Regions from separate parts of the Homo sapiens genome. Here region 2 is linked to region 1. A link is a loop called in an ENCODE intact Hi-C map of the cell type or tissue named here. Cell type or tissue: PC-9. All regions are shown on one strand. Links, peaks and the distances in the headings refer to the core of each region. The heading gives the core; the rest is flanking DNA.

What was found. Peaks named below come from ENCODE experiments on the same cell type or tissue, not always from the same donor. Only the 100,000 strongest peaks of a DNase experiment are listed, where the experiment ranks them.
Region 2: a loop joins it to region 1, with 5 times the contacts of the local background. A loop is called at or near these places in 2 of 110 quality-filtered maps.

What each region holds. Positions count from the first base shown.
Region 1 is chr7:113,414,701-113,430,849 of GRCh38, forward strand. No RefSeq gene overlaps it. Among named protein-coding and RNA genes, the nearest start is that of SMIM30, 300 kb to the left of the region's middle. RefSeq lists an enhancer at 6,917-7,439. In PC-9, for the core only: CTCF peaks have their summits at 7,221 (motif pointing left) and 7,428; a DNase peak (open chromatin) is centred at 7,201.
Region 2 is chr7:112,496,900-112,513,048 of GRCh38, forward strand. No RefSeq gene overlaps it. Among named protein-coding and RNA genes, the nearest start is that of LSMEM1, 24 kb to the left of the region's middle. RefSeq lists a silencer at 1-26. In PC-9, for the core only: no CTCF peak of the experiment used is centred there; no DNase peak of the experiment used is centred there.

The sequences.
Region 1 (16,149 bases), core at 6,085-8,584:
AATTGCTCAGAGTTTGCTTTCATTTAACAAGTCTTTATCAATTGATTTCTACAGCAGTCTGTTCCCTTTAATGTGCTCTGTAAAATGCCTGCTGCTATTTACTTAGTATTAAGGAGGGAATAGCTTGTTTCTAATCTTCATGCTCTGTCCTATGTCTGTTTTTCCTCTTTCTGTGTAAACAGCAATCTGTTTGCTGTTTACTGCAGCAGTGAAAAGTTATAATTTGTTCCCTTTAGTGGGAAGAGACACTTGCTGATTGGGATCATGATTAAATATAAATCTCTTATATGACAGAAATGTATACAATGTGTTTAGTGATTAAACATTTCTCAGAGGGTGGTCTGGTTTTTCCATCTTGTATTTAAAATCACATGCATTATACAAAGTTGAATATTAAGAAAGAAATTAGTAAATTACTTCTTAACTAATAGGTCAGAAAAGGAAAAGCAATTGGCTAATTTCAATAAAATGAGAAAAAATCTGGAAAAAGTATATACTCTTATTTAAAAAAGTTTTTTTAGAACTCACATGAAATTTAACATGTTGTTTCTATAACAATATTCATCTCAAATCAATAGCTGACTTAATTCTTAAGAGTATCCAATTAAAATCAGATGGAAAACAAAATACTTGTTATTATCACTGCTATCTAATTGTCCTAAGAACACTAATCCTTAAAGCCATAAGATACAAAACCAAAAGAAGAGGTATAATTTTTAGAAAGGAAAATACAAGATTATTATTATTTTCAGATGGTATAATTACTTACAAATATATACAGAAAAAAATGACCAAAAACTGTAAGAATAAGAAACTAAAATAAGATGTACCAATGCCAGATGAATACACAGTTGCCCTTCTGTCCCATCCTATAAGTTATCTACCCAGACAAGCCTTTTTACTGTTACTGTTACATCTTTATGAAAATTGAGCTCTCAGGGGTCTCCTCACCCACCAGTGGTGCTCCTGCTAGTGGTGAACATGTGAAAATGGATCATGTCCTGAGTGTCACTCCACAGAGTGAGCTCATATTCTGAAGTCCCTTCATCAAAGTTGTCGTCCTCATCCTAAAACTTGGAATTTTGGCAGATTGAAGTGAAGATCCTGTTACCACGTTGATGTAGAATGGTGGGTTGATGCATCTGCAAAGTTACAGCCTTTCACTTTGTATTCTAATGAGAAAAGTAGACACGTTTATGGTCCGGTTTTGCATTTGCTCCCACTGACCTTCTGATAATGAACAAATGGAAGCAATATGTCAGGAGGCAAAAGCAGAAGACATAGATCTCAAACTTAGGTGTGTTTGATTTGCCAGCAGAAAATGACTAACCACATGATGTAGAAATATATAAAATACATCCACACCTGGGTCAAAGACAGATACACCAAAAGTATCTAAACATCTGAGATCTTCAACTTTGGAGGATGCAGAAGTTACGAGATGGCTTAGGAGGTTGCTGAAGAAGTTCAGAGATGACTAAAGGAAAACAAACAATCAAAAGAAGATGAGTTTCAAATGAAGAAGAAAGAGCAGGGCAACAGCTTAGCTTCTGCTATAGCCATAGCTCCTTGCTCTAGGGGTTTCCTTCTCTATTGTTGGGTAATATTAAGGAAAATTACTTGTGTGTAGAGACAGCACGCAAAGGACAAAACTTTGTATTGAAGAAGCTGTCATATCTTGAGGTTTAAATGTATCTTAATTATGTTTAAAAGGAATTTAATGATGCTGACATCTCATAGGACTTGCTTTTAAATTAGCCCTCTCTGTACACACATAAACACACACACATGTGTACACCAAACCTTTTAGACAGTTTAAAATGGGCAGTAAATTATTTGGGGTGGGGTTCAGAGTGGGAGGAAAATGGTCTTAATTAAATGACAAGGGGAACTATGAATACTACTACAATAAAGGTTGCAAAGGTAATTTTGACTATTTGTGAGACTTGGCACGTACCAAGTCATTCTCCCTTGCCCATCGTTGCTTGCCTTTGGGGAGCTGGAGCCCAGAACTGTGGGGGTTGTAATCACCTCTGCTGACTAGTCCACCACATTGCTCATGGACTTCAGAGCTTTCTTTCCCTTGTCTTCAGTGCTGTTCAACCCATCAATTTCATGAGATTGATGAACAGACTCAGAAGCCCCCAAAAAATTCCACTCTGGCAACATGAGATGTGCTAACCATGAATGAAAGGCATATAGTGACTGATTTACCCAGCACAATGAAATCAGTCAATGCTTTGTTCTCTTAAAGAGGATCAAACTAATTACTGTGTGTTCACTTAGTAAAATTGAATAGTGATTCAGAAATGTGTAATGCATATTGAGTGTATTTAATATATTTTACCTCATGTTTTCTTATTGTCACAAGATTAAATGTTGAAAAACAGCCGTCAGGAAATGTTTTTCTGTGTAAAATAAACAACATCTATCATGGGAGGGACATTTTTAGTAGTAACATTATTTTTTTAATGGAGAGACTCAGCAAGAAGCTCATTCTAATAAAAATGCACACACTGCTTTTCCATGACTTCTCACCACCACTCATGCTTTCAACACACCTGCCCCCAAGTCTGTCCCTGACTTCTTGGTTTGGCCTTAGTTTGGAATCATCAAGAGCATATCATCAGGCTGCAGAATGGTTAGGAGAGAGGGCAACGAGCTTTGGGAGGGGGAAGGAAGTGGAATATGAAAAGGATTCTACAGATAATCCAGCAAGTAGTAACTGAGAGTTTGACTTTGAAATTTTTATGCCATAAAAGTCCAATCCAATCATATTTAATTATGTAGCATTTTAAGATGAAAAAAAATGTTTAAAGAAGCTCCAAAATTGAATTCTTTTGCCATTTTGTCACATTGGCTAACTGGAGGTTATTATTACTGTTGTTGTAGTTCTCATTATTTTTCACCAGAAAGTTGATTTAAAAATAGGCATCATCTGTGATAAAGAGATATGGTTAATAATTTAATTATATTTTCATTGGTTGGTGTCAACTGACGGTATGAAAATAACACAAAGGAAAATCTTTTTAAAAGGCAAAATCAATAGCCTTTATATATTTTAATAATAAAAATAAGTAAATAAGTATTTTTATTTTTATTTACATAAATAAAAAGTACAGTGTGGAAAATTCATTTTCAATGCCATTAAAAATAAACTACAAAGAAAATACTTAATGAACAATCTGTGAAACTCTTATGAGGAATACTATAACACTCCACTTAGTTTTTAATAAATAGGGATGCTTATCATATTAGGAAGAATTAATACATTTAAGTTATCAACCATTTCAAAATCAATTATAGTTTTTATGAAAATCCCAATGAATAATTTTACAAGTTGGCAAAGTGTTTCTAACAGTGCTCTGAAAGAATTAAAAGCTATTATAATTAAGAAATTTTGTAAATCAGAATAATCTAGAGAGATTATTTCTATCAAATATTAAAATATATCATATAACTATTTTTAGAAGTTCTACTGGCATAGAAAACAATGAAATACATTAAACAGCCCCCAAAGATAACTTATTATGTAATTTAATAAATGATATGGAGGTATTATAAACGACTGTGAAGCAAAAATGTGTATCATAAATGGATTTCATAAAACTAGTTAGCTATGCTGAAGTAACACTGTTTAGGTTCTTTTAATACACTATACACTAAAATAAATTACAGTGAAACTAGAGAGCTAAATATTTATCCTTTCTTTCATTCAACATATATTTATTGAACAACTATTATGTGCCAGACTCTAGTCTTGATGCCTGGGATAAAGGATTAAATAAAGTAGAACTCTTTATCTCTCAAGATCAGTGGAGGAAAGAAAATAAACAAACAAGTAGATATAGAAATAATACCATGAGTCAGAAGAATCAAGAGGAAAATTAAAGTAGGGGAAGATGATAGAAGTTAAGGAGGATTCTGTGTTTGATGTGGGGATAGGGAGGAGTGAGAGTAAGGGAAAAGAACATTTGACCAGAGACCTTAATGAAGCCAGGGAGCAAGCCAGAAAGACATCTGGGAGAAGATCATTCTTGGTAGAGGGAATAGTAAGGGAAAAGACTTGGAATTAGGAACATGCTGGTTATGTTTGGGAGAAACAGAAACACCAGTGTGGCTAGAGCAAAGAGAGAGAGGAAGAATAAATTGGAAATGAAATTGGTAATTTGGCCAGGGACCAGCTCATGTAAAGCTTTGTATGGGATTTTAATGTTATTATAAGTATGATAAAAAGCTATTGGAGAAGGAGAGTACCTAATTCATTGGAAAAATATTACTCTGGCTTTCAAATGGACAATAAACAATGAAGGGGAGGCATGGTGATGGCGTAAAGGAGGGAGATCATTTAGGCTAGCAAAATTCCTAGAGACAGAAACTGATGGTTTTGATCATGTTGAGAGTGGTAAAGATTGTGCTAAATGGTCAGATTCTGAATTGTGCGAGTAGGCCAGTTGAATTTACTGATGGATTGGATGTGTACTGTGAGAGAAAGGGACATCAAGGAAAGGAGCAAAGTTTGCATCCTGAGAAATGTTGGTGCTATTTGCCAAGATATGGAATACTGGAGGAAGAGCAAGTTGGGGAATAGTTTGGGATGGTTGGGGAGGTATCAGTGGTTCTCGTTTGGGCATCTCAACTTTGTTATTCCTACTAGGACATCTAAGGGAGACAATCTATATATAAGCTGTTTTTATAAGATTCTAGAGATTAGAGGAGAGGTTGGGACTTGAGATAAAAACTACTGAACTCACCAACTTATAAATGATATTTGCAATTCATTACCTGGGGGTGAGTGTAAATAGAGAGGAGTCCAAAATATTGAGCCTCAGGGGGCTCCACAATTAATATGAGAAAGTGAATCCAGCAGAAAATCAGGAAGGAGGAGACAGCAACATACAAAGAAAACTAGGAGTCCCAGAAGCTAAATAAGGATTTTTTTTTTTTAATGAAGACTGGCCCATTCTTAAGTAAATGAACTCAGAGAACTGGATTTGATAATATGGAGATGATGGGTGGCCTTAACCAGAGTAGACTGAAAGCAGTAGTGTGAGTGGATTCAAAAGAGAATGGGAGGGAGATGAAAATGTGGAAAATGAACAAAGACAATTATTTTGAGTGGTTGTGTAATTAGAAGCAATAAAGTGGAATTGTGGAGAGAGTTTTAATCTTTCTTTTTTAAAGAAAGGAGTTATTACAGTAGTTATTTTGTGAGGATGGGAATGATAGAATAGAGAAGGAAAAATTAATGATACAAATGAGAGAAGAGATAATTGCAGGGGCAAAGTCTTTGAATATACTGAGGGTGTAAGGGATGCAGGGCAAAAGTCGAACTATCTTAAATCTATGACAAAGGGGTATAGTTGTATAGCAAAGTTAAAATAAGGTAAAAATAGAAAAAATGTAGATAACATATATTAATATATCTAAAAAAAGTTTACCCCTTTTTAATAAGTACATTAATGAGGAAAAAACACATTTCAGTTAAATGATGGATAACTGGATAAATTATGATACATTCACAGTAATATTTGATAGTTTGAAGAATGGGTGCAAATATGTAATAACGAATTTAAAATTTTTAATTTCTTTACTTTTTCTTTATTTCACAGTGGGTATTCACAGGTGGGATTATAGCATATTACATCCCTTAACTCCTGAGCTCAAGCCATCTTCCTGCCTCAGCCTCTTGTGTAGCTGGGACTGCAGGCACACCCCACCACACTAGGCTAAAAAATTTGTTAATGTTTATTAATCATCCTAAGTTGAAAATATCTAGACTTCTGGGACACCATTAGGAATAATGTACTAAAGCCTGGAATACGTAACAGTGGCTTTGAGGATGTTGACCTCTTACCGTTAGTTTTGTCTATTCCTGAAAAATAATTCAAAGGCGATTCTTTAAAATTAAATGGGGTTGGCTAATATTGATTATTAATGGGAGAAAGAGGAGGGAAAGGTGGGTAGAATGGGTTTCTTTGTAGTCTGACTTATTAGAGGGGAAACTCTTGGAACCAGTGAATGATTTGCATGCACAGTTTCTCGTGATCTAGGCAAAGAAGGAAAGGACAGCTAGCATGTCAATTCTATGACGCTGCAATTTGGAAAAAGAAAGGATGATATGCTAAGATTTAACTAATATATTGTAAATTCAGATCTTTCAGCCAAATGTTTTCTCAGTAATAAAAGTGTCAATTAGGTATGTTTTTTTTTTTACACAGATTGAATTTTTGACCACTTTATTTTATTTGCTCTCTTTATTCCAGTGTAAAATTCCAGAAATGAGGGTATATTCCAGGTGGGTGAACTGCACAGTACTTATTGTATAGTTCTCCTTGTTTAATAAAAAGTAAACTTTTTAAAAGGTACTGAAAGTTTTTTGTATATCAAGAAAATTAGCCGGGCATGGTGGCTTACGCATGTAATCCTAGCACTTTGGGAGGCCCAGTTGGACGGATCACTTGAGGTCAGGATTTCAAGACCAGCCTGGTCAACATGGTGAAACCCCATCTCTTTTAAAAATACAAATTTTAGCCAGGCATGGTGGCACATGCCTGTGATCCCAGCTACTCGGGAGGCTGAAGCAGGAGAATCATTGAACCTGGGAAGCGGAGGCTGCAGTGAGCTGAGATCATGCCACTGCACTCCAGCCTGGGCGCGACAGAGTAAGACTCTGTCAAATAAAGAAAAAGAAAAAGAAAATTAGCCCCTTGTTTTGCCAATATTTGCTCTCACTTTCTAAGTTTGTCTTTTGACAATTTATAATTTTTTTGCTTTGCAGAGTTTCTAAGGTATCATTTTCTCAGGCTATATTCAGGTATATAAAAAATTAAAAATAACATTTTCCTTCATTTCTGAGTACTTCAATTTTGTTCATATTCTTGGCATTCCTCCAGCCCTTCCTCTGTTTCACGTGATAACAGGTGAACTGCATTCACTCCAGTGTAATTCCATCCATTTCAAGTTTAAACAAGGTCAACTCAGGATTTCCTCTACTCCTCTACCTCTATTTCTCCCTGGGGATACTGTAAATTCTGGGTGTTCTCTGAGGGTCATGGTGTTGGGGGAATATGATTGGTCCCTCAGCTGGGTTCTGCTCCTGTTTGCATCTGCTGAGCTGGCCATTACACCCACCGATGATTGGCCTCACTAAAATGGCTGTGTTCCCCAACCCCGTGGCAGCCACCTGCTGGTTTCCTATTGTTACAACCATCTGCTGCCATCTGCTGGTGTATGCTCTTGTTACAACCAATGAGATCTCTTCAGGTCCCATAGGTCTCTCTCAGAACTTACAGCTGTGTACTTTTCAGGGTAATTTCATCTTCTCCTCCGTTGCTCTCTGGAGCTACAGGAAATTGGTGGGATTGCCTCAGCTCTCCTACTTCATCTTCACTGGTCCCATGATGCTGTGATGCCAGTCGCAACTCCTGTGAAGGACCTTCCCTCCTGGTGTTCCAGACAAGGATGGGGTACAAGTCTCCTGTCACTCTTAGATCCCCAAACCTCCTTCTCCTACCTTTGAGAAAATTTTTATTTCCTTTTAGATAGACTAAAACTGGCTCAGAGTTATCTCCCATAATTTTTTGGTATTTAAATTGGGCCACAGAAAGGCCAAGAACCTGACATAATTATCTTTGACTAACATGAGGTGTCTCTTCACTTTGTATCAATGAAGACTAGGTTCAGTTCTCATGCTTAAGTTAATACTGTAGAGAAGTCAAAGGGAACATAGGAAATAATCTGCCTGCTCATAATTGATATCATTATCATTCTGTACCCATGTTTACATAGTGGGATTTATCTGGCCTCCTGCTGCTGCTTCTGGTTTATGCCACAGTTATTTATTCTGAGGCCTTTTTTACCTAAAGATTTTGCAGAATTTCAACATATTTTCTTCTAGTACTTTTATAGACTCAATATTTTAAACATTTAAATCTTTGACTAGCATGGTATTTATGTTGCAGTGAGATGGGAATGCAGCTTATTAATTTCTCAAAATGACACAGCTACATAGCAGTTTGGATTTCTTGGAGGAAGATTAAGCCTGAAGAACTACTCAGAGATGCCGAAAATATTCATTAATTTTATGACTGGACCTATGAACCTGTCTTTAGAGACAGAGAATTTGCTCTCGACTTTGACTGCCTATCAGAACACCTGGGAGCTTTAAAAAAAATATTGATAACTGGTTCTCAACTCCTCCTGTAATTGCTCTGGGGCATGTCATGATTACAAAAATCTTCCTGGATGATTCCAGTACACAATCAAGGTTGAAAACTTGCCCATGCACAGTCAAGATTGTTTTTAGGGCAAAAGAGAGCGTGAGTGAGACCCATGTGATACCTATTTTCCCATGGAGTAATGTGGAGTGTGCATCCCAACACCCACAGGTCTTGTTGAAACCCAGCTTGCTGGACCCCTCTCTCAGGGTTACTGATTCCCTAGGTCTGATGTCATGCCTAAGAAATTTATTTATTTGATCCTTTTATTTGGACAGAAATTATCAGCAGTCACATTTATACTGGTACCTATCATTTCCCCATTGGAATTTTAAAAGATTGTAAATGAAAACAATTCTATATGCAGAACTTATTTATGTATACTCATTCTTGTTTAAGAGATGATTTAAGGGGAAATAAAATAAAATATAAAAAGGAAAGGTGAGAAAATTTGAACATATGTAAAATAATACTTGAAAAGATAAAATCAAAAGGATAATATACATATATACATAAGCTGATGTTGGACCATACATTTGGCTAAGTTTTCTAGCAGTGAACATTAAGCAGAGAAAGAAAATCACTGTAAGATTTATAATGTGCCCTTGATAAAACTAAGCCAGTAGCTTCAGATAAAAATGCTTACTTTGTCCTGGCATTAGAGGAAAATCTTCTCTGTGTTCTTATAAATATGATTCTATACAACATTGGGAATAAAATCTTCCCTTATCTTTATCATTACAATGATCCTAGAAATTCTACTGATTAAAGTTGACAAAATTGACAAATGTCAATGAGTGACATTAATATAATAGGTCATTTGGTCACTAGGTAATTTCAAGTTTTCACTTGTAAATGAGGGTGTATTTACATAGGTAGTTCCTTAGTCCTCAGTGTGAAACATTGCTGTTCACACCAAAATACAGTAGAAGGAATTATACAAAGTGCAAATATAATACTGTTCACTCGTGATATCCTCAATACGCTTAGCCTGAGTCAAATAATCTAGTAACTTTAACTTATTCCGGGTCTTGGTTTTGGCCTTAAGGAGTGAGAGGTCACAGACTTTTTTAAGGATCTGCTGATCACTAAGCTTCTTCTTCTCAGCAGATAATATACAATTGGTCCTCATTATTCACAGATTCTGAATTTGTGAATTCACCTACGCACTAAAGTGTACTTGTAACCTCAAAGACCATAGGTCCTTTCAAAGTCATTATCAGATGTATGCATGTGCAAAACATCAAAAACTTTGAATTTCCTGATGTGCACATTCCCAGCTGATGTGGAAACGGGTGACACTTTGCTTTTTTGTTTCCGATCTCAAACTGTAAACGAGTATCCTTTAGTGCCACATTTTTTTTCACATTTTTTGCATTTTGTTAATGATTTCTCTGTTTAAAATGGCTCCCAAGCATGGTGCTGAAGTGCTGTTTAATGTTCCTAAGCACGAGAAGGCTGGGATGTGCCTTATGCAGAAAATGTATGTTAGATACGCTTTATTCAGGAATGATTTATAGTGATGTTGGCCATGAGTTCACTGGTAATAAATTAACAATAAATATTAAATATGATGTCTTTAAACAGAAACACACATAAAACAAGGTTATGTATTAATCAGTTGATAAGAAATGTTGTTCCCAGATGCTCGCAAAAGCTTATCTCTGTATTTTTCCAAGGAAAATAACACTAAATTTCCTCTAGGAGCAATGACTCAGTATTTGCTAATTCTGTGTTCATGGTCACTTTATAAAGCACAACTACTGCAAATATCAAGAACTGAACTGTATACACATAGAAGTCTCCTTCAAATTCAAGGATTTTATGAAGTCATGAGGCCTATTCAAGTATGTTAGATAAAAGCCCTTGATGAAAAATGAATATACTAAATATATTAAGAGCTATCTTACATAAGTAATGGTTTCTCTCAATGAGCTTTTTATAATGGTTATGGGCTCTAAAGTCAAACTGCCAGGGTTCAAACCTTGCCTCTATGACTTTCTAGCGGGCGAGCCTGGGCAGGTTTCTTAATCCAAACTTCCTCATCTGCAAAATAGGGAAATTAAGGAAAGGGATTAGAACATCAAAGAGTACATATGACATTACTAATATTTTTGATTGATTGATTATTAACCAGATACATACAAGAATAATTAGAATTTCTGTTACTTATCAGGGAGGGGGTTAGAGAACAGTGGGCAGCAGATACAAGACAAACAAATACTATTTTTAGACCTCAATGAGTATAAGGTTTCTCAATTAAACTGTCTACTATTCAGCTCCTCATGGTTCTGTTCACAAATGAGTTTGGTGAGAACTAATAACTGAAAGACTAGCCCACAGGGAAGTCAACTTTTTATTCCCAAACTTTGGGCTAAAAATAATAAGACAAAATAGTTGGGCTTTAAAATGAAGGGAAAGAGATTAGCAATTAATGAGATTAAAATATTAAAATGAAAGTTAAAAGACTAAGATAAAAGGCATAAGTAAAGGCAAGAAGCTTAGAGATTATAAGAGGAAAAAAGAAAAGCAAAAGGAAAATGCACTAAAAGCAAATAAGGGATGTGCCCAAAACAAAGCTCAAGGTATGTCCAGTTTCCACAAGGGTTGGGTCCCTTGTAACAGTGGGGCCAACTACAACTCTGATAAACAATTCTTTAGGGATCTACTGTAACAAAGCTTAGGACCACTCAGTTCAAACAACTGGAGGGATTTAGGACAAGCAGCAATTTGTCTAAGCTAAGTAGAACATACTGATAAAATAAATATGATAGTAAAATAATTCTGACGTACTAAAAAACTTCAAGTTTAAGGACCTCTAGCTTTGTTTTTTAACATTGTCTTGGTTATTTTTGGCCCCTTATTCTTTAAAATAAAGTGCAAAAAATTAATTCATCAATTTCCACTGAGAGTGTTTGGAATTTAATCTATTGATTGAATTTGATCTATAGATCAGCTTGATGGTAATTGGTATCTTTACAGAAGTCTTTAAATACGTGAACATAGTATATGTCTCCATTTATTTAGGACTTTAAATTTCCTCCATCATGTTTTGCAGTTTTCGTTATAGAGATCTTACAACTCTTTTTTGTTAGATTTGTTTTTAGGTATTTGATGTTTATGCATACTCTTATAAATAGTATTGCTTTAAAATTTCGTTTTATGTTTGTTTATGGCTGGTACAGCATGCCCCGCATAAAGACAGTTTAATCAACAATAGACCACATTATAAGGCAGTAGTTCCATAAGCGTACGATGGCGGTGGCTCATACCTATAATCCCAGTGCTTTGGAAGGCCAAGGTGGGAGGATTCCTTGAGGCCAGGAGTTTGAAACCAGCCTGGACAATATAGCGAGACCCTGTCTCTGCATAATAATAATAAAGATTATAATAAAGCTGAAAAAATCCTATTGTCTAGTAATGTCACAGCAGTCATAACACCATAGTGCAATGCATTACTAATATATTTGTGGTGATACTGATTTAAACAAACCTACTATGCTGCCAGCCATATAAAAGTATTATGTACAGTATATAATACTGATGATGATAATAAACAACTATGTTACTGGTTTATATGTTTATTATATTATAGTTGTTATTGTTATTTTAGAATGTACCTCTTCTATTTATTTTTTTAAAGCTAACTGTAAAACTGCCTCAGGCAAGTCCTTCAGAAGGTATTTCAGAAGGCATTATTGTCATAGGAGATGACAGCTCCTTTCGTGTTATTGCCCCTGAAGACCTTCCAGTGGAACAAGATGTAGAAACAGAGGACAGTGATATTGATGATCCTGACTCTGTGCATCTTAGTTTGTAATAAAAAAGTTTTAAAAGTTTTTTTAAAATTAAAAGTTTTAAAATTAGAAAAAGCTTATCTGATAAGAATGTAAAGACAGAAAATATTTTTGTGCAGTTGTACAATGTGTTTGTGTTTTAAGCTATATGTTACTATGAAAGAGTCAAACAGTTTTAAAAAATGATTTAAAAGCTTATAAAGTAAAAAGTTGTAGTAAGCTAAGGTTAATTTATCATTGAAGAAAGAACAAATTTTAATAAATGTAATGCAGCCTAAGTATACAGTGTTTATAAAGCCTTCAGCAGTGTACAGTAATGTCCTGAGCCTTCACATTCACTCATCACTCACTCAGTGACCCACCCAGAGCAATTTCCAGCCCTGCAAGCTCCATTCATGGTAAGTGCTCTATACAGGAGACCATTTTTATCTTTTATACCATATTTTTACTGTGTTCTTTCTATGCTTAGATATACAAATACTTATCATTTTGTTATAATTGCCTATAGTATTCAGTATAGTAGTTTGCTATACAGGTTTGTAGCCTAGGAGCAAAAGGTTATTCCATATAGTCTGGGTGTGTAGTAAATAGGCTATACTATCTAGGTTTATGTAAGTATACTCCATGATGTTTGCACAATGATGAAATTGCCTAATGGAATACTTCATAGAACATATCCCAGTTGATTGATAAGTGATGCATAACTGTATAGAGAATAAAACAGTTGACAATAAATAGTAATTGTCATGTTTCCAGTTTCGGGGAAAACTTTCAATATTTCAGCATTAAGTACATTACATATATTGAAATTAGGTATGTTTGTACATCAAAAGACACCCTTAAAGAGGGAAAGAGCAGTCACACAATGGAAGATATTTTAAATAAATAGCTATAGCAAAGGACTTGTATTCAAAATATATAAAGAACTCCTTTAAGTTCATAAAAGTCAGACAACTTAATTTAAAATAGGCAAATATTTGAGCAAATACTTTACAAAAGAGAGTATCTAAGAAGCCAAAAAACATGTGAGAAGATGAGTACATTTATAAGTCATCAAGGAAATAGAAATTAAAACCACAATGTAATACCACTACATACAAACTAGAAAGGCTAAAATGAAAATTACTGACAACATCACATATTGTTGAGTATGTGGAGTAGGTAGAAATCTCACGCACAGCTGATGGGAGTATAAATGGTAAAACTACTTTAGAAAACTATTTGACAGCATCTATTAAAACTCAACACACACGTATTCTCTGTCCCAACAATAATATACTCAACAGAAATACTTAACTATTATTATTAAAATACATGCACAAGAATGTTCATCAAAAACTGAAAAATGGCTCAAATGTCTATCAAGAGTAGAAATGAATGAATAAATATATAACTATTATATATTATAATACACTATAAAACAATGAGAAGAAGAAGTTATTGCTAGAGGAATAGCTTTGAACTTGGTGAAATACACACTGTAGGCTTCTATTTACATGCAATTCCAAAAAATAGACAAAAGTAATCGATGCCATTAGAAGTCAAGGTGGAGAACGGTACTAGGAAAAGGCACGAGGAGGCTTCTGGAGTGCCAGTAATATTAAATATTGTGATCTGGAAACTGGTTACATAAGTGTGTTTCAAAGTTCATTGAGCTGTACATTTGTAGTTTATGCACTTTCCTGCATGTATGTTATACTTCAATAAAACAACAACAAAAACAAGTTAAAAACCTTAGAGGCTGAGTAAAGCTATTTGATTAAAAATGACTAAAAGCTCCTATTTGTCAATTTTGGCTTTTGTTGCCATTGCTTTTGGTGTTTTAGACATGAAGTCCTTGCCCATGCCTATGTCCTGAATGGACACAGATTTCCTGAATGCCTAGATTTTCTTCTAGGGTTTTTATGGTTTTAGGTCTAACGTTTAAGTCTTTAATCCATCTTGAATTGATTTTTGTATAAGGTGTAAGGAAGGGATCCAGTTTCAGCTTTCTACATATGGCTAGCCAGTTTTCCCAGCACCATTTATTAAATAGGGAATCCTTTCCCCATTGCTTGTTTTTCTCAGGTTTGTCAAAGATCAGATAGTTGTAGATATGCGGCGTTATTTCTGAGGGCTCTGTTCTGTTCCATTGATCTATATCTCTGTTTTCGTACCAGTACCATGCTGTTTTGGTTACTGTAGCCCTGTAGTATAGTTTGAAGTCAGGTAGTGTGATGCCTCCAGCTTTGTTCTTTTGGCTTAGGATTGACTTGGCGATGCGGGCTCTTTTTTGGTTCCATATGAACTTTAAAGTAGTTTTTTCCAATTCTGTGAAGAAAGGCATTGGTAGCTTGATGGGGATGGCATTGAATCTGTAAATTACCTTGGGCAGTATGGCCATTTTCACGATATTGAGTCTTTCTACCCATGAGCATGGAATGTTCTTCCATTTGTTTGTATCCTTTTTTATTTCCTTGAGCAGTGGTTTGTAGTTCTCCTTGAAGAGGTCCTTCACATCCCTTGTAAGTTGGATTCCCAGGTATTTTATTCTCTTTGAAGCAATTGTGAATGGGAGTTCACTCATGATTTGGCTCTCTGTTTGTCTGTTGTTGGTGTATAAGAATGCTTGTGATTTTTGTACATTGATTTTGTATCCTGAGACTTTGCTAAAGTTGCTTATCAGCTTAAGGAGATTTTGGGCTGAGACAATGGGGTTTTCTAGATATACAATCATGTTATCTGCAAACAGGGACAATTTGACTTCCTCTTTTCCTAATTGAATACCCTTTATTTCCTTCTCCTGCCTAATTGCCCTGGCCAGAACTTCCAACACTATGTTGAATAGGAGTGGTGAGAGAGGGCATCCCTGTCTTGTGCCAGTTTTCAAAGGGAATGCTTCCAGTTTTTGCCCATTCAGTATGATATTGGCTGTGGGTTTGTCATAGATAGCTCTTATTATTTTGAAATACGTCCCATCAATACCTAATCTATTGAGAGTTTTTAGCATGAAGGGTTGTTGAATTTTGTCAAAGGCTTTTTCTGCATCTACTGAGATAATCATGTGGTTTTTGTCTTTGGCTCTGTTTATATGCTGGATTACATTTATTGACTTGCGTATATTGAACTAGCCTTGCATCCCAGGGATGAAGCCCACTTGATCATGGTGGATAAGCTTTTTAATGTGCTGCTGGATTCGTTTTGCCAGTATTTTATTGAGGATTTTTGCATCAATGTTCATCAAGGATATTGGTCTAAAATTCTCTTTTTTGGTTGTGTCTCTGCCTGGCTTTTTAAACTAAAGAGCTTCTGCACAGCAAAAGAAACTACCATCAGAGTGAACAGGCAACCTACAAAATGGGAGAAAATTTTCACAACCTACTTATCTGACAAAGGGCTAATATCCAGAATCTACAATGAACTCAAACAAATTTACAAGAAAAAAACAAACAACCCCATCAAAAAGTGGGCGAAGGACATGAACAGACACTTCTCAAAAGAAGACATTTATGCAGCCAAAAAACACATGAAAAAATGCTCATCATCACTGGCCATCAGAGAAATGCAAATCAAAACCACAATGAGTTACCATCTCACACCAGTTAGAATGGCAATCATTAAAAAGTCAGGAAACAACAGGTGCTGGAGAGGATGTGGAGAAATAGGAACACTTTTACACTGTTGGTGGGACTGTAAACTAGTTCAACCATTGTGGAAGTCAGTGTGGTGATTCCTCAGGGATCTAGAACTAGAAATACCATTTGACCCAGCCATCCCATTACTGGGTATATACCCAAAGGACTATAAATCATGCTGCTATAAAGACACATGCACACGTATGTTTATTGCGGCATTATTCGCAATAGCAAAGACTTGGAACCAACCCAAATGTCCAACAATGATAGACTGGATTAAGAAAATGTGGCACATATACACCATGGAATACTATGCAGCCATAAAAAATGATGAGTTCATGTCCTTTGTGGGGACATGGATGAAATTGGAAATCATCATTCTCAGTAAACTATCGCAAGAACAAAAAACCAAACACCGCATATTCTCACTCATAGGTGGGAATTGAACAATGAGATCACATGGACACAGGAAGGGGAATATCACACTCTGGGGACTGTGGTGGGGTCGGGGGAGGGGGG
Region 2 (16,149 bases), core at 4,644-7,143, 920 kb before region 1:
ACCTTTAGAGAGAATAACAGAGCCATCCAGAGAGTTTCTCTGGATGTCTCTACAGAACTGCCTACAACCTCACCCTAACTTTTAGCTTTTCCTCAAGACTCACATCGAGGTAAACTGCTTGTTTTAAGAACTAACCTCTGTCCTTAATTCAGTCTCCTATTCCTAACCCGGGACCATGTTCTATCTAGTCAATTTGTCCCTTTCCAACTGCTAAAACATTTCTCAAATCCATCCCTTCCTCCCTATCCCTACTGTCTGTGCTCTACTTAAGCCCATAATTGTGTTTTGTCCACATGATCACAACAGACTTCCCACCGGTCTCGTAGACTCTGGGTTTGTCTCTTTCGAGTCCTCATTCCACAAGGCCATTAGAATAACCTTCTTAAAAATGTAAATCTATACCCTCCCTAGTAAAAAATCTTTAATAGTTCCCAAATCCTGCTTTGTAGGTTCTTTATAGCATGCTATTTCCACGATGTCTTTGTTCAGAGAGTCCCTTCTCTTTGGGATATTCTTTCTAATCCCTTCATTTCAACATCCCTCCTGCATGTATCCAGTCTTCTCAAACAGACCCTCTAAAATGTTTTTGGTTTTGCTTCCTCAAGGAGTCCTACCCTAATATTTTCAGGCACCAGATGGACTTTGGAGTCAGGTGAACTGGATTAGAATCTCAGTTCTGATTCTTAAAAGCTGTGTGGCCTGGGAAGGAAACTTAACCTCTTTCTCAGTTCCTTCCTCTCTGAAAATGAGGGTGATAACATTGACCCTATAGTGGTTGAAAGGAGATCACGTGTTTGTGAAACACTTAGCATAACTCCTGGTTCACAGTCAGCATTCCACTGGGCTGTAACCACCACGAGGGTAGAGACCATGTCTCTCTTTTTCATCCTTGAAACCTTAGTGCCTAGCAGTGTCTGGCAGACAGAAGGCTTTTTGAATAAATGAGTAAAGAAACAGTAGCTTTTAGGAATGTATTTATATACATATGTATTTCCTACAGTTTCCTCCTTATTAAAATTGCTTGGGGATAAGAAACCTCTAATTTTCCTAGGCTTTCTCTTATTTGCAAATGCATCTGTTTACTCCTCAAAGGTGGATTGTGGATTCTTCATGAAGAAGAATGATTTAACCTGGAAAGATTAGAGATGTCAGTTGACCAGGGAAAGCTTTTCTTAACTTATAGTGACCTTTGTGGAGGAATCCATTGCTTAGTGGACTCTGATGATGCAGCTCGTCCAGTCAAGGTCCACTCTCCTTGACTTTGCAGCTGCTGTCCTGGGGAAGGATGATGAGGGGGAGCTCAGTCAGCAGGTGAGACAGAAAGGGGGTCTTGCAGGAAAAGGAGGTGAATAGATTGTCCTTGTTCTTGCTTTACTCTCTACTCAAATTTGTCTGGTTTTTGTTTGTTTTGTTTTGTTTTCAGATGTAGGACAAAAGAGACATTTTGCTGGTAGTGGTGCAATTCTTTTTTTTTTTTTTTTTTTTTTTTTTGAGATGGAGATCGCAGTGGTGCGATCTCGGCTCACTGGAACCTCTGTCTACTGGGTTTAAGCTATTCTCCTGCCTCAGCCTCCCCAGTAGCTGGGATTATAGGCACCTGCCACCACGCCTGGCTAATTTTTTTGTATTTTTAGTAGAGACAGGGTTTCACCATGTTGGCCAGGCTGGTCTTGAACTCCTAACGTCAAGTGATCTGCCTGTCTTGGCCTCCCAAAGTGCTGGGATTACAGGCATGAGCCACTGCGCCTGGCCTGTGGTGGAATTCTTTACAGTCTGAATTTAGTGCAGGATCAGCTATGTGATTTGTGGAGCCCAGTGCAAAATGAAAATGCAGTGCAGGCCCCGTGTTTATAAATTCTTAATAATTTCAAGATGGCAATAGCAGAATATTAAACCAAGCACAGTGTCCTCTGCAACTGCACAGGCTGACAACCGAAGAAACTGCTCTAGTTTAGAGATTTGACAGACAAGAAAGTCTGTGTGTTCCTGACATTTTCTGCAGTGTTCAGCTCAATTCCTGACTTACGAAGTTTAGAAAAAGAAATACCCAGCCAGTAAGTCCTCTCTTCTTCATAAAGCTCTGCTATGTTCCCTGTGATTTACACCGTCTTGGTCTTTTGGTTTGTTTTGCCCAAGACCCTGAACGTCTTTGCATTATGGTTTCTCCAGGTTTAATTCTTTTTTTGTTGTTGTTTTTTTTTGAGACGGGGTCTTGACCTGTCACCCAGGCTGGAGTGAAATGGTGCTATCATAGCTCACTGAAACCTTGACCTCCTGGGCTCAAGTAATCCTTCTGCCTCAACCTCCCAAGTAGCTGAGACTACAGGTGTGTGACACCATTCCTGAATAATTTTTTAAAAGTTTTTTTGTAGGAATGGGGTCTTGCTTTGTTGCCCAGGCTGGTCTCAAACTCCGGGGCTCAAGTGATCCTCCCGCCTCAGCGTCCTAAAGTGCTGGGATTACAGGTGTGAGCCATTGCGCCACTGGGCTGTGCCACCACTCCGGGTTTAGTTTTTTTGTCTGCCTGCTCTCATCCTTTTTGTTAGAAATTTGAATGTGCACTACATTCTTTCATTCCTACATTCTTTCTTCTTTGCATTTGTTGTCCTTTAAACAGATTTTCCATCTTTAATTCATTTACATTTTTTTTAAACTGTCCTTCTACGGTCATTTTAGTTTTCTCTGGATGCCTTCCAATTTTCATTTTTTCCTCAGCAAATAAAGTGTTTAAAATGGAGTGTGGTGATCTAGGAGCCATGGATGTGAAGGCAGAGCTTAGGCTGCCTTGATCTTAGGAGACCCAGCTTATAACTGGATGGTTCGCTAACCCCCCAGCAACTGTTATGCTCTAAATTAGACCCACTCTTTTCTCATGGTTGGCTTCTGACCCAGTATACTTGGCATTTCCTTTTTCAAGCTTTTCCTACATCCATTTTGTATCAGCTTCCTAGGTGTAGTTTTACTTCCAATTATTTTAGCACTCACCTTTAGTTGAATCTTGATTGATTTTTGACTATTTATTTTCTTTGGCTCCATACCAACTTATTCTTTGGTCTTAATTTTTGACCTAAGAAAAGAAAGTCCACCCATATTGGGTCAGATATTTAGCCCAGGATTCTGCTTTTGGCAGTCAAGGATATTTTATGGATGAATATGGTGGTTTTCCATAGTTCATCTGAGTGATTAGAAATTAAAAACACATCATGGATCTATAGCATATGATATTAAATTCTTCCTCATAGCTGTTTATTTCTGTATTTTATTATAATTTTTGGCTTTCTGACTTCCCTCTCTTTCCCTTCTCTTCTCTATTGCCTCAGTCTGTAATTTCTAAAGCAGGTTTTGTGCCTTCAAGACTATTGCCTGGGATTGGGTAATCAAACTAAACAAAGCATTGGAAAATCTATATCTATAAAGAAACAGAATTGTTGTTTATTCCTTGTAAAAAAAAAAAAAAGCAAACTCAAAATCTACTAAAAGAATGGGAGTTGCTTCACAGACCTGTTGGAAGAGAAAAGACATCATTTCTGAGTTTGAATGACTGCCATAGATAGGTATGGATATGAATTTATCATGCTTAATATGAAAGGACAATTAAAACTGTGCCTGATGTCACCCATTTGTGTCTAGATCTTAATGTTCTCAACACTAAATGAACATAAAAATGGAAAAAGTCCTAACAATGATCTTCAGTTCAAATATACTGTTTATCTGGAAATGGTAACATTGCTGAAGTTTTTGGTACTGAAATTTACATTTTTTTCATTGATTAAAGATGTTTGAACAGCTCATTCTCTTAAAAGTAAGTTTTAAAAGTGATCTACATATGTAGTTAATGGCTAACAGCTAATGTATTCTAAATTCTAAAGTGGATTTAGAATAAAGAGCAGAGAGTTTTTCCACTAGGTGGTAGGATTTTGCCATGGTCATGTCTCGAAATGTTGCGAGGAGGAAAAGTAACTTAAGAAGAGTAAAATTAAGATAGAAAGTGACTGTAATAACACCACACATTGATCAAATAGATTTTCTTTCTTGGCACAAACACAGAAATTTACTCCTAATGTATTCTTGAAGTAGGCCTAAAATAAGTTCAAGGATTTTTAATTTTCGGGAAAAAACTGGGCATTAAAAGAACATTTTTAGAGACTTAGTTTGTATTTTATATCCTTTTATACTTGTTGGATTTTCTTTTATCATGTACAAGCTCTGCCAATTCAAAAAATCAGTCTGAAACCTCTGTGAGACCCCAGTTCTCTCTGCTTATAGGATGTCTTCTAGCAAGTACATCATGTCTGCATTTGTCAGAATTTTTTTTTTTTTTTTTTTTGAGATGGAGTCTCACTCTGTTGCCAGGCTGGAGTGCAGTAGCGCAATCTCGGCTCACTGCAACCTCTGCCTCCTGGGTTCAAGCAATTCTCTTGCCTCGGCCTCCCGAGCAGCTGGGACTACAGGCGTGCGCCACCATACCCAGCTAATTTTTGTATTTTTAGTAGAGACGGGGTTTCCCCATGTTGGCCAGGATGGTCTTGATCTCTTGACCTCATGATCCACCTACCTCGGCCTCCCAAAGTGCTGGGATTACAGGTGTGAGCCACCGCACCTGGCCTTTTTTTTTTTTTTTTAATTAACAACTTCTTTTTTATGTTAGTGCCTTTGTGGCAAAAAAAATCTTGGAACTGAAGAGAGGAAAATCTCAAAAGGTATTCTTTATTGTCAAAACAATTTATTGAATTTCTAGTTGCTTCTAAGGACATTTGTATTCCAATGCTCAGCCTTCCTTGTTGATTTAAATGTGATTGTGTTGCTAGTAATACTTATTTTACATATCATAAAACACGCTTTGATTCATTTGCCCTAGTTCTAACCAGGAAATAAGATTAGAAAATATTCCTTGTTCTTTAGGTTTTTACTTTGACTATGGAATTAAAGTGTTTACATTTCCATCTAGTTTCTCTGAGTAAAATCTTGACTCCTATGCTAAATTCCTTTAATTTTTCCTTATCCAGTAAATGAATCTTCCTGATCCTTTTCTTATTCCCCTGTGTGACACCCTGGCCCTTTTCCCTACATCTTTTGAGCTCCACAAAGGCCTCTGTTGAAAAGAAGATTTAGCTGTAGCCTCAATAGATTTGGGTCAGACTCTATGATTAATATTTAATTTCAGCCCTTAGATAAAGGTCGGCCAGACGTTGTTTCTCTCTCTGAGTCCCTTTGTGTCTAAACTCATAGTGTAATTTGCCGTGTAGAGCCATAGCCCTGACCTTGTAACCTTTCTGCTATCTGGGTCTTTCTTCGAGTGCACAGCTTGTCTTCCTTTCATGAAAATTTCACAAATTGAAACCTGATTTTGTAGAGGAACTGGGCTTAGGCTCTTGTTAACCCTCACGCTGACCCGGGGTGCTTTCCTGCATGAAGATGACACACCCGTTCTACAGGGTGCATGTTCTGGGCTGCTTTCTCCTGTTGTGGCAATGCTTTTGGCAATCCTTCTAATGCTCCTGTGGCACTCCCTTACTGATAATTTGCTAGGTAACTATTATTTATTGCCTATTTTGTGCCAGGCCCTGTGCAGAGTGCTGGGGATATATAGGTACATAAGGTAAATGTGGTCTCTGCCTTTACAGGCTTCATATCTAGTGTGAGGTAGAGATGAGCAAGGCGGCAATGATAATTCAGTGTGGAAATTTAGGATGGGAAAAGTACAGGATGCTCTGGGAATCCAGAGAAAGGGAGTCTAATCCAGGCCTGGGTGGTAAGAGAAAGCATATCAGTTACTAGTGCTAGGCAACAAATTTCCCCAGAGCTTAGTGGCATAAAACCACCAATTTATTACACTTACAGTATTTGTGGGTCAGGAATTTGGGATGGGGATAGTGGGGCAGTTCTTCTGTTCTATGCCACCTGGGACCTCATCCAGGAAGACTGGAATGGCCGGGGGCTGGCATCATGGGAGGTGTCTTCCTTCACATATTTGGCCCCTGGGCAGGACCCACACATGAGATCTGGATTTCCTCACAACCTGACAGGCTTGGAATGGTTGGATTCCTTACATGGGAGGCTCACAGCTCCAAAGAGCATGTGGAATGAGAGATATTGTTATGGCCATCTTTTGAAAGCCCAATATGTACAGAATATTTCCCAGAAGAATTGAACATTCAGCAGACCTAACGAATGTGTAGATATTAGCTGGGCAAAGAGGAGGGAATAGTGTTTCAGGTAGAAAGAATAGAATGAATAAGAACCTGGAGTTAAGAAATAAAGTGTAGTGAATTTGAGGAACTGGATGAAGTTCGGAATAACTGGGGCATCATCAAGTAGGAGGAGGAAGTGGTGCCTGATCAGGCTGGACAGGCAGGTGTTGATGGTGTGCGGGAGGCCGGTCCCACGGGACAGTGGGAAATTATTAAAAGTCTTTAAGGGAGAATAACAAAGTAGTATTTGTGCTTTAAAAAAATTACTCTGGTTACACTGTGGAGAATTAGAAGGGCTAAGAGGTGAGGCAGTAAGACCAGCAGGCAGGAAGTTGAAAGCCAGAAGATCAGCTAGCAGAAAGTTATAAGCCAGTGGTCAGATGGTGATGACCTCTTGGAGCAGGAGGACTGGGAACAGAGAAGATATTTAGAGGCTCAACTGGGCTTGGTGATAATTAGAAATGCGGGTGAGGGAGAGGGAAGAGTCACACATGGTTCTCAGTTTTCTGGCTTGGGCCGCTGGGTAGATAAGAGTGCTGTTCACTGAGATGGGGGAATACTGAAAAGAAGCAGGCTTTGTGGGTGAGGAAGTTGATAAATTCCAATTTGAGGTTGAGCAAATTCTGACACAGACAGCAAATGTCCAGTGGGCAGTTGAATATATGGGTCTAAAGTTTCCAATCTGTGTTTTGAATCCATGCTTGACCTGATAACTCATATGTGAAACTGGTATTATGAGGAAGTATAAACTCGACCAGCCAGCACGGACCCAGCCAAGTTCTGTCTTGGTTAAATTTCACTGTGGTAAATTTTCTTTTCCTGATTTTCTAATATCACAGAAATAATACATACTTCTATTAAGTTTTAGGATCAAATAGCAAATTTGAATTACATGTTTCACTTGCCAAGTGGTCTTGGCTGGACACATAACTAATTGATTAACTTAAAAGAAATTAGCCAGGCATCGTGGCTCACGCTTGCAATCCCAGCACTTGGGAGGCCGAGGCGGGAGGATTGCTTTAGGCCAGGAGTTTGAGAGCAGCCTGGGCAACATGAGGGGATGTCAGTGGGGCTGCAGGGATGTGGAGATGCAGGGACTATTAGGCAGTATTCAGTCTGATGGGGCCTGGGCTCTCAAAATGGTGCCATGCTGCAGCTGTTTAGCACTAAGGTATGTGGGATTCAGTGTGAGCTCCCTTTCTGGAGCACTGCTACCGTGTGGCCTCTAGAGAGCTTCCTATGCTAGTCTCAGGGACCCAAGAATTGAGGGGCTCTCCTGTAGTTAAGATTGCTGGAGTTCGTGGTGGGAATTTGGACTGTTGGGGATGTCTCACTTACTCTTTCCCTGCACTGGGGAGCGTTTCTGGGATCCCAGCTGGCCACCTCACTTCCCTCTCCTTTTATGCCTCTGGTGTTTCCTGTCACTTCTCTGTTTAATTTCAGTGTTCTTTTAGATGTTCTATTTGCAGTGTGATTATCTACTTGCTATTTTGGTTGTTCTTTGTGGAAGAAGCGAGTGCTGGATGCTTTTCATTAGCCATTTTAAAAGCCCTTGGGTAAGGTTAATTCTCCCCTACACAGTGGGTTTAGGGGCAGGGTTAATGAAGAAAAAGTCAAAAGTAACTTGGTGACTTAAAGTCTGGGTGATTGAGAGAAGAGAGGTGCTGTTGTCAGAAATGAAGCCAAGAAGTAGATCTGAGTTGGAAGATAGGAGGACAAGAAGATGGGAGGATGATCATAGATCTAGTTTTTGAGTTGAGATGATGATCTACTATCCCGAATGCTTGCTGATCTCAGAATGGCAGTGGTGGTGGAGGAGGCAAACCTGCACAGGTGGCATGGGTGGTGGTGAGGCCAGTGGCAGAGGCGGGAGGGGCAGCCAGGGTTAAACAGGTTCCTGAAAAGAGAGAGTGGATGGAGTTTCCAGAGCATCAGGAACCACCACTTACCCTGCCTGGCAAGTCTTGGATTAGGAAAACAACCTCTGAACAGCCTACTTCCCACTACCAGGCTCTTTTGGGAAACCTACTTTTCATAGGTGACAAGGCTGTCACCCTGTTGGGGTCATTTCTTCATGCTATAAGAAAGTCTTATTTACCATGCCGATGTTAATAATTTTCTAAGCAATAAAATCAATATCATCATTGAGGTTTATTTCACTCAGGGTATTTTTGTCCCTATTTCAATTTATAATCTTTTCTATCTCAGTGGTATCTGCCAGACAATTCAGTCTTTATCTGTATCCACAGAAGACATATCTCAGACTGGCTTCACCCAGTAACTTCCAAATGCTCATTTTCCTAGAAGACCCATAAAATTTTCTGTTTGTAATAGCCTGTACTTAACTCTAGTCTAAATTTACCTTTAGTTTATTTTTGTAAAGATGCTTTGGGTATTAACAGAGCTAAGATGCCTCTCCAGGGTATGCTTCTGTATTCCGTGTTTCTCTCTACCAAGCAAAATTTCCCAAGACCTTGAGCCCTCTTGTCTATCTAGTCAGTGAATTGCCATTGCTTTTGCCCATAGTCTTCCTGATGATGGCAGCAAAACTGTAAATTAAGAGCCAAAGCCAGTGATACAAATGGAACTCTGCAAAGCTCCAAGCAGAGGTTCCAGAAGCCAGAAAAACAAACATGCATGAGCTCTCAGGGAGATAGCATGATGGGCTGAGTCATGAGATAAGGGGCCTCTGTTCCCCCTCTTCTTGCTGGGGCCTGGAGGAAACAATGCACCCAGTATTTCATTCTCCTGAAAGATGGCAAATTACTCCCATTGTTGAATGTCTACCTTCCTTGCAGGCACGGGCTGGCCAAGTGTCTCCTGGAGTGGGGAAAGGAGATGAGCCCCCTAAATGGCCTGTTTCTTGAAACTTCCCATATCCTTGTAAGAGTCTTATATGGAGGGAGAAACCTATTGAGAAGGGGTATTGGAAAATCAAGCATAGCCCTCTGATGGGTGATGATTAACTGTGCTGTTAATCTTGGCTGGCAGCTTGGTCAAATTCCCTCCCCAGGATTGGCTGTTTTTTTCCCGTGTTACACTAGTCAGTCTCTCTCTTGCACGCTATCTTTAGGCAATTGGCCACTGTTAACATCCATGCTCTGTGCTCTACCAAGTGCCACCGGCTTTCCTCAACTCTTCTCTGAGAAGTACCTGAATGGTAACTGAATTGGTAACGGTGTGTCTGTGTCACAAGGCCTTGACTACAACAGAGATGTGGCTATATCTGGCCCATGGGGGTCAGTGACAACTCCCCTTCCTGCATTTATTTGCTTTTACTTGTATAACAAGGTGCCCTGATAGGGTACTTTCCCTGAGCCTTTTGCTTGCTTTTGAGAGAAACTGACAGCTGTACGCTTAGTAAGTAGAGTCACATGGGACTAGATCTTTAATTGAAGAGTTAGAGGAGTTGAGTTGTTCCTTTTAATGTGTTACTATAAGGCATCAGAGTGCCTGCCCTGGACAAAGGGGTAAGGGGACTTTATGTCTGACTTGGAAGAGCCAAAGTGCAATTTTATTACATGCATAGATTGTATAATGGTAAAGTCAGGGCTTTTAGGATATCCATCACCCAAATAACATACATACGTATGTACTTAATGTACTCACTAATTTCTCATCATCTACCCCTGCCCAGCCCCCTACCCTTGCAAGTCTCCAGTGTTTACCATTCCACACTCTACGTCCATGTGTACACATTATTTAGCTCCCACTTATGAGTGAGAACATGTGATATCTTTCTGCATCTGATTTTTTCCTTAAGACAGTGGCCTCTGAGGCCGGGCACGGTGGCTCACGCCTGTAATCCCAGCACTCTGGGAGGCCGAGGCGGGTGGATCATGAGGTCAGGAGTTCAAGGCCAGCCTGGCCAACATAGTGAAACCCTGTTTCTACTGAAAATACAAAAAAAATTAGCCGGGCATGGTGGCGGGTGCCTGTAATCCCAGCTACTCGGGAGGCTGAGGCAGGAGAATTGCTTGAACCAGGAGGCGGAGGTTGCAGTGAGTGGAGATCGTGCCACTGCACTGCAGCCTGAGTGACAGTGTGAGACTCTGTCTCAAATTAAAAACAACAACAACAAAAAAGACAATGGCCTCTGGTTCCATCCACGTTGCTGCAAACGACATGATTTCATTCTTTTTTTAAAAAATGGCTGAATAGTTTTCCATTGTGTATGTGTACCACATTTTCTTTATCCAGTCATCCATTGATGGACACTTGGGTTAATTCCATATTTTTACTATGGTGAATGGTGGCATTAGTGTTTAAAATCTGGGGAGAAGATAGATCAGTTTGCATAAGAAGCCATGGAATGGGACTCCAGTCTCTTCTTTCTAAGATTTAGAGTTTTGTGTTGGTTTTGAGTCAGCCTAAGTGGCCCTAATCAAGACCCAAAGGCCTGTCACACTTTGGGGCTGGTGAGGCTCAACAACTGAGCATCACACAGAGAGACGCCACTCCTGTCCTGTGTCCTTTACATAAACAGCCTCTGAACTGCTGAGGCCCGTTGGGGAGTGAAGTAAGCAGGACGGTGGAGAGGCCATGCAGGAGCCATGGGGAAGGTGGAGCTGTGGAGGCTGGAGTGTAGGGACGGCTGCTCTGCTCCTACCAATCTGTGAGAACCTGTGGGATAGTTTTTGAGGACTCCTCTTGAGGGTTCGTAGAGCATCTTTGTGGGGCTGAAATTCCTGCCTGGTTTGGAGGATGCTGTGGAGTCGGCAAACATTGAGCTTAAATATTAACAGGATATCATCGTAGACAAAAGCCAGGGCAGCCTGGGGTCATTCATCAAAATTCTGAGGGTACCCCTGCTCTCACCTGCATGGCTGAGGGGCTGAACCATGCTCTCAGCTTGTTTTCTCAACATTTTGGGTTGCTCCATTGCTTTCAGAATCCCATATACTCAGCCAGGTTCTTGGTTTCATGATGCTTTAGTCAGCTTGGGTTAACATGACAAGATACCATCGACTGAGTGGCTTAAACAGAAACTTATTTTCTCACAGTTATGGAGGCCAGAAGTCCAAGATCAAGATGCCGGTGTGATGGGTTTCTGGTGGGGGCCCCTTTCCTGGTTTGTAGATGGCTACCCTCTCACTGTGTCCTCACATGGTGGGGAGACAAAAAGAGAGGGGAGGAGGGGCAGGGGAGACAGGGGGAGGGAACTTTCTGGTATCTCTTCTTATTAGGGCACTAATCCCATCATGAGAGCCCCACAGTCAAGATTTCATCTAAACCTAATTACTTCCCAAAGGCCCCATCTTTAAATACCATCATATTGGGGGCTTGGGCTTCAATGTGTGAATTTTGTGGGGACATAATTCAGTCCATAGCACGTGGAATGCTCATGAGCCTCCCACTCATATCTCAGTCTTCCTATAAAGGGAAAACTGTGATTATTCTTCTATGGGCAGTGCCATCTTCCCAGGAGGGGGAGTACCCACTCTTTCTCTGAACTTTTGCTCTCTGAACAGTCATTTTTCATCTTCCTTGACTTTGCTCTGATCTCCTCCTTATGCAACATACCTGTGGAGTCTTGTGTCCTGTCTTTTGGGATGTCTCTAGCCAGGGACTATGTCAAGATAAGGAATAAGAGCTTAGTTTTGCCCCTGCAGCTCTCCCCCTCACATCTCAGGGATGCAAAGAGAGTTTTCAGGTCTCATCCCCTGTTGTGGTGGAATCTGGGGAGGAAGAAATTCTAAATAGGCAGCCATAGGCTGCAGGGAATGGAGGCTGCCCACTCACAGCCCGGGTAGCACTGCTAACCACCTACTCCTATGGGTCAGGACTTTTTTGCTGAAAGCTGTGGTGATTATCAAAATAGTAAACAACCAATAACACAGTCAAAATGGCTGCTGACCATAAGCCATAGATGATGAGACGGGAAAGATCCCGTGACCCCCTTCGCAGGTGGGAACTGGAGTGGCTGGTTTCACTCAGCCTGCTGCTGGCCACTCCACGCAGGAGTGTGTGAAACAGTGAGTGTGAGAACTGGACGAATGAACATTGAAACTGGCTGGTCGCTCCTTTCTGGCGTGATCAGGCTCTGTGCGGGCCCTGTACAACCAGTACTCTTTCAGCTCTGCCGTCCAGGGATGGCCAAGTGCAAACCAATGCAGTGAAGGATCAGGGTGGTAGCCCCTACCCGCTCAGCACCCGGGTTCTCGTCTGGTGTCCAGGAAGAAACAGGTCACACAAACTGTTTAAAAGGTGATGAATGCAGAAGCCTTTATTGAGCGGTGGGTGGCTGTCAGCAGAAAGGGAGGCTGGAAAGGGGATGGAAAGGTGATAGTTCTCTGAAACCTGGCCGTCTTCGGCTGGGGCCCCTCTCCAAAACCATGCTGTCTGAGGTTAGCTGCATCTATCTGTAGTCTCGGACACTCAGTTACTTTTCTGCTCACTGCTTAGCTACTTGTATCCTTGACACTCAGCTGCTTGTATTGCTCTGCCAGCTGAAGCCTTTAACGGACATAGGATAGGGGTGGGGCAGGCTAAAAAGGCAACATTTGGATGAAAAAAAAAACAGGCTCAGCTGTTTTCACTTAGGGAGTGGTTCAAGGCTTAAGGGTGGGATTTAACCGAGAGCCCTGCCCTTCTGTATCATTACCACTATATGGATGTAAATGAGCTAAATATCAGCTCTGGTTGTAAGTACCAGGACTCCGACTCCAATTGGGCTAAATAAGACTCCTCCAACTGGGGAACTGAGGGTGCTTGGGGGGTGGCTATGGTTTAAGTTTGGCAGGATCCTGGGGCTCGAATGCTGCTGCTATAGCTTTGTGTGGGCCTCTGTCAGTCTCTCACCTCTGTCCTCCCTCTTTGGATTGTCCTCTTCCTGGAGGCAAGCTCTCCTAATGCAATGAGGGAGATAGTTAATGAAAATCCCATGGAAACACCCTTCCAGTTTAGCAACTAGCCCCAGTGGGAAAAGGCACTTCTCTCACTCTCCGCCTACATAGAGAAGGGCTCTGCTGGGTCGTCATAGCTCATGCCTAGTCCTAGGGCAGTCACTGTTGTCAGGGCAATGAGGTATGATAATTGACCCAATCCGGGTCCATTTTGTTTCTGTGTGTATGTTTGTGCTTAATTGCATCACGAGACTCATATGGAACAGGGAAGAAACAGTTCCTCAAAAGAAACTGGGAGGTGCTGGCAGGCAAACATGCGAACCATCTACTATCTACTTGTTGATAACAAGATGTTGGTGAAGAGTAGAAGAGCTCCTCTCACCACAAACTTGTGCACTGCTGTACTTGATTCAACTCATATTTTGGATGCTGCTTCTAAAATTGGTGGGAGGAAAATCCCAAAAGGTTGACTCATGGTGATGAGAGTAGTGAGGGAGGAAGGGACTGCCTGTGTGGTGTGGTTTTCTTTCTGTGGGTTTACAGATGAATTATTGGGTGCTCTACTTCTGCCTTTCCCTGGGGGTGTCTAGTAGACACCAGTGCAGGGCAGGGAAGGTGAGGGGGCTCAGGCCACCTCCCCAGAAGCTCTCTCTCCTGAACTGGCATCCATGCACACCTCCCTGTCATGCACATGCAGTGTTTCTGTGCAGGGTGTGGAGACACAGCTCCTTGTGGTGCAATGAGGAGAGGTTGCTTTAATATGACTCACTCTGTTTTTTAAAGGTTTATTTTTATCAGCTGTGCATGGGTTAGGGTTAGAAGGTAGTTGATGTTTAGGTATGAGTGGGAACCTGCCTCCCATTTTCATTCACTATAATTGGATGTGGATGGGTTTTTTGAGCAGACAGTAGGATGAGAGAGGGGGCTTAAAGAAAGGAGGAGAGGGCCCACTCTTATGGGAGATTGCTCCAGGCAGAGCAGCTGGAGAGCAAAGAAGATGTATAGCTGGAGGTGGGCACAGCAAACAGAAAGGGAAAAGAGGAAAATGATGTGGGTGGAGATGGATGGAGATGCAGGGAGTGAGGAAGGTGCAGAGAGAGAGGCTGGTGGAGAATTTGAAAGCCAGGAGTGATTTAGTGAAGCAGTGATATGGAAAGAAGGATTTGAGAGTTGTGGTGTTTGTGAATCAGCCATGCAGATAAATATTTTAGCCATCGTGATCAAAAATGTGTATCACAATTCATGGGATGTACAAGCAAAACCTAGGAGGGTAAAGATTACAGATGGATGTCCACTGTCACCACTATTTTGCTAATTTGGTTCTGTAGCTCCTTAAACAGTAGCTAACTCACTTTTATTGAATGCCCTTTATATGCCAAGGACAGAGCTAACCACATTACCAGCGTTGTCTCATTTCATGCTCATAACAATCCTATGAACAGGTGCTATTTAAGCAACCCTATTTTATAGATGGAGAAATAGGCTTGATGGCCCAGTGTTTTAGTTTCATGGGGCTGCTGTAACAAAGTACCACAAACTGGATGGCTTGGAACAACAGAAACTTATTGTTTCTCAGTTGTAGAGGCTGGAAGTCTGAAATCAAGGTGTCAGCAGAGCCATGCTCCCTCTGAAGGTGCTAGAGAAGGATCTATTCCATGGCTCTCTCCTAGCTGTTGGTAGTTTCTTGGCTTGCAGCAGTAACTGCAACCTTCACCTGGCATTCTCCCCGTGTATGTCTGCCTCTTCACATGGCATTCTTTCTATAAATGGATAAATTTTGGATGAGGGGCATATCCAACCCCAGGATGACTTCATTAATTAATTTTAACTGCAATGACCCTATTTCCAAATAAATTAACATTCTGTGGCCCTGAGGATTAGGACTTCAACACATGAATTTGGGAGGAGGGACGTAATTCAACCTGTAACACCCAGGAACCCATGGACACCTGGGGTCCTATGTTGGCAGTGCTCCTGGCCTGTTCCCACCTCCTCTGAGGCCTCTGGCAAGGACAGGCATCCCCCTGCTCTGCGGCTGGCTCTGGGGCTCAGCTGTGGTGCACACACTACAGTGACAGCCTTGGCCTGATGGGCTGGAGTCATTGCCAGGGGGCAGGTGCTCTGGCCCGGCCGCCATGGCAGCTGTGTCTTTGTCATCACTGCCATGTCTTGCTGACCCTCTGGAGAACCTCCTACCACTCTTTGTCATTTTTTGTTTGTCCTCTGTGAAATAGACTCACAGCCTCCGTCTATGTGCTTCTCCATCTACGATGCCTGTGTAATTGTTTCATAAATGCTTTTGGAAAATGATTTGTTTCCATTGCAAATGCACCATGATTCACTTTTGCCTTTCTATCTGTGGATTTAAAATGGATCTGCACTCCCCCTGCCAAAACCCCAGGAAGGCAAATGTAAACAGTGTACCTGCTTAGGGGTCCCACTATCTTTGAGAATAAAATTATCAGCATCCTTTCTCTTCCTTAGACTATCTTCAAAAGCTGAGGCCTGTTGTACTACTTCCTGGGCTGGTTTCTGTTCAGCAGCATATTTGATAGGGAACTGTGATTTGAATGATTCTATCAGTTCCCCAGCAAAGCAAGCCTCATTCTTGTCACTCCTCATTCTTATTTGGAAGTCTATAGAGGACACACACAGTCACATTCCCCTTTACTGTATAATGTTCCAATCAGCAGCCAGCATAATGAAATCCAATTCATATGTTAGGCTGTTGTGGTTCTAAAAATATTTCACATCCCCCTGAGGGGCTAAGGAAATTGGAGGAATCAAGGTATTACCGCAAACCTGTCATTTGCAGAAAAGTTCTTCAATCATTTTTGGAGGTGGTAGATTTGTTCTTAAGAAAACAAAAATAGATCAGCTCTCCAAAATGAGGCTGCGTGTGAGATCGTTCCACTGAACCTTTACTCAGATGCCAGGCCCTGCGTGCAAGTCTAATGATCCCTCACTTCAGATATATATGAATTATTAAGGTCAGTTAATTAACACATTTTTCTTCTGCTGAAGTAATTAGATGAATAGAGCTCTTGCCCTCTTTTTGGCTTTCCTGGCAGTTGCTCAGGGCTGAATAGAGGCAGTAAACATATTGCCAAACA